2 separate regions of the Homo sapiens genome follow, and region 1 is linked to region 2. The links are chromatin contacts, found by Hi-C or POLR2A ChIA-PET in ENCODE. All regions are on one chromosome and are shown on one strand. The core of a region is the stretch at or near the end of the contact, and the rest is flanking DNA. Distances in the headings are between cores, read along the strand shown.

Region 1 (3,497 bases), core at 208-2,707, 98 kb before region 2:
TCTGAATTATAAATTTCTAAATATCCAATCATAAGTCTCAAGTTATTTTCAGACAATGTTCATCCATTCTACCTTTCTTTTTGAAAGAATCTATAAGCCAGGATCATAAAATCACAAGAATTTACATTTTAAACATGTAACCACAAGGTGGAGATCTAAAGCAAAGATTAGTTTTCACAGCAGGGCTCAATTTAGAATCCAGAACTTCTTATCTAAGGTTAGAGTTGTACCTATCCTCAAGAAATTGACTTATTATTTTAAGCTAGAAGAAAACACAGTGCTTATATATCAGTATTATTTTATATAGATTAGAAACATATATGGCATACAAGTATTTGAGGAAGGTTTAAGCAGTACTATGTCAGACAGCAAAGTGGAGACATCGATCATATTAGAAATGTCAAGTTTTAAATCTAAAGTAGGAAGAACACTATTGTTACCTCACTTGATCATGAGTACATTTAACAAAGGCTAATGTGATTATTTTAGTCCAAATATATGGTTTATATTGAACAACTAATCCTTTAACCTGACAGCACTACCAGACTAGTGGTTCTAAAGATTCTAAACCGAATGAATCTTTTTTTTTTTTACTTCATTGGTATGTGGTAATGGGACTGACTTACCAAGTTAGACCCTGGTGACAGCCGAAAACTCTCACCTTCTTTTTAGATGAGTGGGTTTTATCAGTTTCCCTGATTATACACCAAACACATTTGTTTAATTCACAAACTATCCTCCAGGTTTGCTCATCTAGAAGTTTCATTATTTTAAAAAAATCCATTTCTTTTGCTTTCTTTCACTGTCAATAAGTATTCTTTCCTATAGAAACAAACAACAATCGAAACAGAAAATCTAAGCTAAATAACAGATAGAAAACATGGTACGATCTTTTCTCTCGGCTTCTTCTACTTCCAGGTGCCTTTACTTATCTTAAGAGATCATAAAACAGAAGTTAATTAAATTAACTACCCTCTTCCCCAACCCACAACCTCAGCTGAAATTCCTGGCAGCAAACGAATGCCTTAAAGTTCCTCTGTTATTTTTTATTGTAATGAAAGAACTCATTTGTGGAAACTGTATATCCTCTTAGCTTACTCAGATTCTAAGGCCTTCAATCTTCAATTTATTAAGAATTTTGATCACCTATACCTTAGAAAATTGAAAGGGAAGGCAAGCACAAACTCAAGTATTGTTGCTTTCAGCTATTAGGTGGGAATTTCCCCTCATTCCTCAGCTCTGATTGATCTCATCTCAGTCACCTGCCTGTGTTACAAGTCGTGAAGGAGAGCTCCAAGTTGCTTATTTACATAACGATCAAAGTTTGGGACCTGCACTTAAGAGACCTTTGATCCTGTACACCTTGATTTAGAAATCAAATTGGGACTCTAACAAGAAACATTTGTCCCTTCCGCTGCTTTCTGGTCTCAGCGAGGCCGGAAATACCAAGAGAGGACTTCGCAGTAGTTTAGAACTTCCGCTTCCTGTTCTGGACGAAAGCAGAAGTGGAGAAACATGAAAATGTTAACCAAGAAGCACAATATCCTTTTGCAGACCACCAAAACATTGAAGTTAAATTTAGTTCAAATGTTGCCTGTTTACTTAACCAGTGTAAGTTTATGTGACACCATATTAAACCAAAACAACATCTGTAGAAATAGCCCGGGCGACGTTGAGAGACCCTATCTCTAAAAACAAAGCAAACAAATAAAAATCTATCCTTGAACCGGGTGCAGTGACACAGGCCTGTAGTTTCAGCTACTAGGGGGCTGAGGCGGGAGGATTGGGAGTCCCAGCCCAGCCTGTGCAAAAATAGCAACACCGGCTCAAAACAAAAATGTGTAGGAAGCTTTCAGATCACCATGACTGATTTGCAGAGGAACCTGAGAGAGTGAGAAACATTATCCAGAAGTGATTCCTGGAGTGCAAGTAGGATGGTTGGGCCAGATGATCAGTTACTAGCTTAGATGGCAATAGGGGCTGTTCAATTTTTCATTTTTCTAGGTAGTTGTACTCAAATTTTGTATGCATCAGAATCACACGGAGGGCTCCTTAAAATGCAAATTGCTGTACCCATCCCACCCTCACCCCCCAGTTTCTAATTTTAGTAAATTTGGTGTTGGGTCAGAAAATTAACATTTCTAGTAAATTCCTAGGTGTTGCTGATTCTGCTGATCTGAAGACTACATTTGGAGAACCACTGCTCTAAGTAATTTGCCTGTGAAAATGGGAAAACATCTTAAACTTTATCAAATGTTGGGATCTCATTTTAAAGAGGAAATAAGACAAAAGAGTTAGGAGCATAGGGTTTAGAATCAGCAACACTTGGGATTTGAATCTGGATCTGTCCAAAGCCATGAGTCTGGGCAAATTGCTTAACCTCCCTGAACCACAGTTTCCTTATCTAGAATGTGAAATAATAATCATATCTGTCGCTGAGAACCAAATAAAGTATTCTATGTAGGTGTCTGGCATATGGTACCCCATAAATGATTATTATTTTTAAGATTACAGACAGTATTAGAAAAAATGGTCATATGTAGGCAATACTTTCTGAGATCTAGTGATGGGAGAAAGTTTAGTCAAAATACAATCTGTATTTGTTTTGGATTTAGATTAAATGAAAAGAGATTGATACAGCTTAAAGAACAATCTTTGTCCTTTCAAATAAATAACTCTCATAAGATCCCTGGTTCTTTCTTGAAACCTATCCCTGATTCCCATTTCTTTATTGCCATTTTAAAGTTTATTCTAACATTTATTTCTTTATTCTGTCCCTTGCTGCTTTATTTCTCTATGCTGCTATTTACACCAAAAAAAAAAAAAAAAAAAAAAAACACTAAACTTTTTCTTCTAGCAATTTTCTTCTAGCAAGAAGAAAAAGTAGTGGAGTTAACACTTTCCAGTTACCACCAAATCAGAATTTGAACACAAAGAATAACTAATCAACTGAAAAAAAGAATAAAATTAACAACACCTGTTGTTAACTAAACTGATGATATTTAAATTAATGTATACTGCCCAATTTCATTGTTAATGAGACATCTGTGCATTTTCACCAAAGTAATAGTATATTGCATCCCAAAGCAAAGTCAGAACTAGAAGAAAGTGAACAGCAATTCTCCATCTCTTCTAATGATTAGAAATGGGTTCAACTTAATGCATGAGACATGTTTGCTGATAAAACGGATAGTTCATTCCTGTATCAGGCAAATATTCACTGGGAGCTTACTATGTGCCTCTTTCTGTGACACTGGGGATATACTGGTAAGTAGAAGAGCCCAAAGGCCTTACTTCATGGGGCTTTATAGTCTAGTTGGGAAAACAAACATTAATCAAATAAGCACACAAATATATAAATAAAGAGAAACAGTGATAGGTGCAATGGACCAAAAATACAGGTTAAGTAACACAGGGACAGTGGGGGTTGGAGCAGCACAGATAAAAGTCCCCAGATGCTATGCAAAGGCCATGAAGTGACAGGAGCATGATGGTAC
Region 2 (3,444 bases), core at 574-3,073:
AAAATTGATAACCAGGCAATTTTTTAAGGAATCTATAACAAACTCATATTTTTGAGAAATAAACATGTCTATATGTTTATCATACAGTTATTTCCATCTTTCTTTGCAGTCTTAATTTTTTAAATGCATTTTGCTTTACAATTCAACACTGAATTATTAGACTTTTGTTTGTGACTGCCAGTAATTCTGGTTGGTGTTGATTTAAGTAACAATATCAAAACACATTGCACTACAGCGGAACTAATAGGCCAAGTAGGACTACCCTCAAAATAATGATCTACAGGAATTATTTTTTGCCAAAGTTATTATTGCTTTTTAATGCTGAAAACCAAAACAAAGAAAGCAGGTGAAATAAAACGATAAGGTTTCAGTTATTACGGATAATAACAAAGGATTATTTCTAGGAAATGAATATTTGAGACAGATGAGCCAATTTGATAAGTAGCATTTCAATGTTCCTTTTTTATGAAAAATTTGTAGTAAAAACTCCTTCCACACCAGTCAAGGTGCTTATTTCACAAATTCTCTGGAGAAATATGGGAGTTGATACAAAGGAACTAAAGTACTTAACTGAAGCATTGTCATTAATTAAGAGGAATTGGCCGAAAGTCACACTTTTGCACTAAACAGGTCTTCCAAGCAAATGTATCTTTTAATATAGTACACATGAAAAAAATTATACCTAAGTCTGTGTCTCCTGAGGCACTTAAAAGTAGTATTGGGGACTCCAACAATTATTTTTAATGTTCCAAAATATCAAATGAAAATCACAGTTTTATCTTCGTTAGAATTGCTTGGGATGACTAAAACATCTGTTGCTTGTGGTTGGAATTCAGTCAGCTTGGTGCTTAAACAATGTGTAACTTTTAAGAATATTTTTATTTATAAATACTGAGAAATGATTTATAACATATTGTTTGTGGTTTAAGCAACAAAAATATTTCACGCTATGGGGTAGGGGAAAATAAAAAGGTCTCTGGGTAGAGCTCTGGGTGGTTCCTGCTCAACTTCAACAGCAAATGAAAACCTATAGCAGAAGCTGGGAGGAAAGATATATGTGATTCTCCAAACCCCAGGGGATTTGCAATCAATCACCAAGGAAATGGTAGAAAAGTAGAGATTTTCCCTGGAGTTCACAGATCTGGGATGGCAGGACCCCTTAGGAGCTGAAACCAACCTGTATAATGACCCTCAGTCTCCTTTTCATGAATGTGTATCATAGTTTCCAACAGCTTGAAGGCCAACAGTGAGATCTTACAAATTTTTGTTCTTTTTCAACAATTTTTAAATTAAATAAAATATATATGTGTATATGTCTGTATGTGTGAAAATATCTATCTCTATATAGAGATAGATATAAATATATCTCCAATCAGTGACTGGCATGGCATAAAACTTACAAAAAGATTTCTTCCATGTTTCTGCTTTAGCAAAATAATTCATTTTGATTACTCTCAAAAGAGTTAATGAGTTAATAAAATAATTTTTCTGCAAAGACTTTGAAAGTAATGTATTGCATGTTGAAGGGCAGAAATAAGAGAGTCAAATGCTACCCAAAGCAAGACCATGTCACCCTTCATATCCAGCTATCAATATCCACCTTCTCCATTGTTCTTATTTTTTACCCCTCATATCTTTATTACGTGATACTGGGTCTAGGACTCTGCAAATCAGCTTAACCTGCTGACTCCCTGTCAGCTTCTACCAATAGTGGCCGCTAGAGGGAGGTTAAATGGCAGACTCTTTGCTTTCTTCCTCTTCCTATCATCACCTGAGCAATAATAGCTCTGCATCCTGGGATGGGCAGTTGGCTTCAGTCTCCTCTTTTATTTTAGTATTCTAAGAACTAACCTGAATGTGCCCTCTTAGAGGTACAGGTACCAGCACTAGCTGGGAAGTCTTCCCAGCTCTTCTGAGCTCCTGAGGTACCAGCACGTGCTGGGCAGCAACCAGGCCTGCACCTCCTGTCCTCCACTCCCTGACACATAAGGTTCTGCATTATAGCTCTCTGAGCTGTGAAGATAGGACTTTGTGAGAGACTGGAAGTGAGAGAGAGAGGCAATGCAGACAAAGCTTAAGATTCTGATCTGGAGAGGCAGCAGCTTCTTATAGTCACTCTCTCTTTGTGACCTCAGCATCCCTTCTTTGGGTTTTTATTTCTCCAGTCCTGTTTAACCAACTTCTCATATTAAATTCTCACTGTTGAAATGCCCAATGCAGTTTCTGTTTTCCTGACCAGACTCTTATCGATATACCATATACCCAGAAAACACTTTCTTTTATTGTTTAAAAGAATCAGATGAACCAGCATCCACGTAGACTAAATCATTAATGAGTATAAATAAGCTCCTTAATGTATAGTTACAAGATACTGGGAAAATGACAGACCTAAAATCCAACCTGGCTCCTTTGGAGCTCTCTCTCTTCTCATTCAGCCATCATGCTCCAGCCACACTGGCTGTCTCTGAGGTCCTCAGATTATCCACACTTCCCTCCAGCTCAAAGTCCCCACACATGGTCTTCTCTTTGCCAAGAATACACTTCCTGACATTCAACTTGTTCACACCTATTCCTTTTTAAGATCTAAATTCATTTACCACTTCCTCAGGGGAACCTCCCCAAGACTTTCAGGGAGACACAGACATTTTTATGGCACCCTGTACTTCTGAAAAGATTAGTATTTAAATAAATAATTGGCTAATTAGTTATTAAATCCTAGAATGTAAATTCCCCTGGGGCAAAAACAATTTCTTGCTGTGCTTTAATTGACTCCCTTGCCCTCTGGCTCCCTGCTGGATTTGGCAGAGCAGAAACTATTTCTGTAGACTATTAGCTGTTTCATAACTGTTTCACCAGTTCCTTTAACTACATAGTAGTTAAATTACAAGTGTATAAAATATATTAATTATTGAACACTAACTATGTGCCAGGCATTGTACTAAACACACTGCATGTATTATTTCATTTAATCTTCCCAACAACTCTAAAAGATAGGTACTATGACTACACTGAACAGAGAAGGAGCCTAAGGCACAGCGATGGGAAGTGGCTTGAACAAGGTCGTACAGCTCACAAGTGATGGAGATAGGATTTCAGCCACTCTTACTCCAAGCCTATAAACGAGTGATGGTCTCATTGGGAAAACAAAGCTGATAGTCTCATTGGGAAAACAAAGCTTATACTTCACAGACAGGCAGCATAGGCTAAGTTTGAAAAAGCTAATGCAGACATTCTGTGTTACCAGAGCACAGAGAAAGGGCAAATCTCCAAGGCCAGGGTGATAAGAAAAGTTTCACAGAGTGGCTGGAATTTCAGCTGGACCTTGAAGGTAGGGCTGTACTAGATAAGGAGAAAGAAGGAAGGACATTTAATGCAGAGTAAACAGCCCAATAAAATGTCCTTCAACCCCTTCACCTTCAGGTGACCTTTAAAAGCAAAGAAAGC

The links. Hi-C counts contacts between places; a loop is a spot of excess contacts on that map. ChIA-PET counts read pairs that join two places held with the same protein, here RNA polymerase II (POLR2A). Pooled maps may share reads with other maps.
Region 1: a loop to region 2 is called in a pooled map, with 4 times the contacts of the local background. The contact joins two enhancer-like sites. A Hi-C loop is called at or near these places in 2 of 168 maps with a recorded cell type or tissue (B cell and HepG2), 4 of 37 single-sample maps with no recorded cell type and 7 of 50 pooled maps. POLR2A ChIA-PET finds 5 or more read pairs at or near these places in 2 of 52 experiments (CD4-positive, alpha-beta T cell and CD8-positive, alpha-beta memory T cell).

The regions. Positions count from the first base shown.
Region 1 is chr1:185,692,156-185,695,652 of GRCh38, reverse strand. No RefSeq gene overlaps it. Among named protein-coding and RNA genes, the nearest start is that of HMCN1, 40 kb to the left of the region's middle. RefSeq lists an enhancer at 1,004-1,505. Within about 2 kb of position 1,457, at least 10 of the 41 ENCODE cell types and tissues checked have a DNase peak (open chromatin) inside an H3K27ac peak, as active enhancers do.
Region 2 is chr1:185,594,535-185,597,978 of GRCh38, reverse strand. The region is part of intron 2 of LINC01350 (long intergenic non-protein coding RNA 1350); the gene reads left to right. The region is part of intron 1 of LOC107985239 (a long non-coding RNA gene); the gene reads right to left. Among named protein-coding and RNA genes, the nearest start is that of LINC01350, 32 kb to the left of the region's middle. Within about 2 kb of position 1,823, at least 3 of the 41 ENCODE cell types and tissues checked have a DNase peak (open chromatin) inside an H3K27ac peak, as active enhancers do.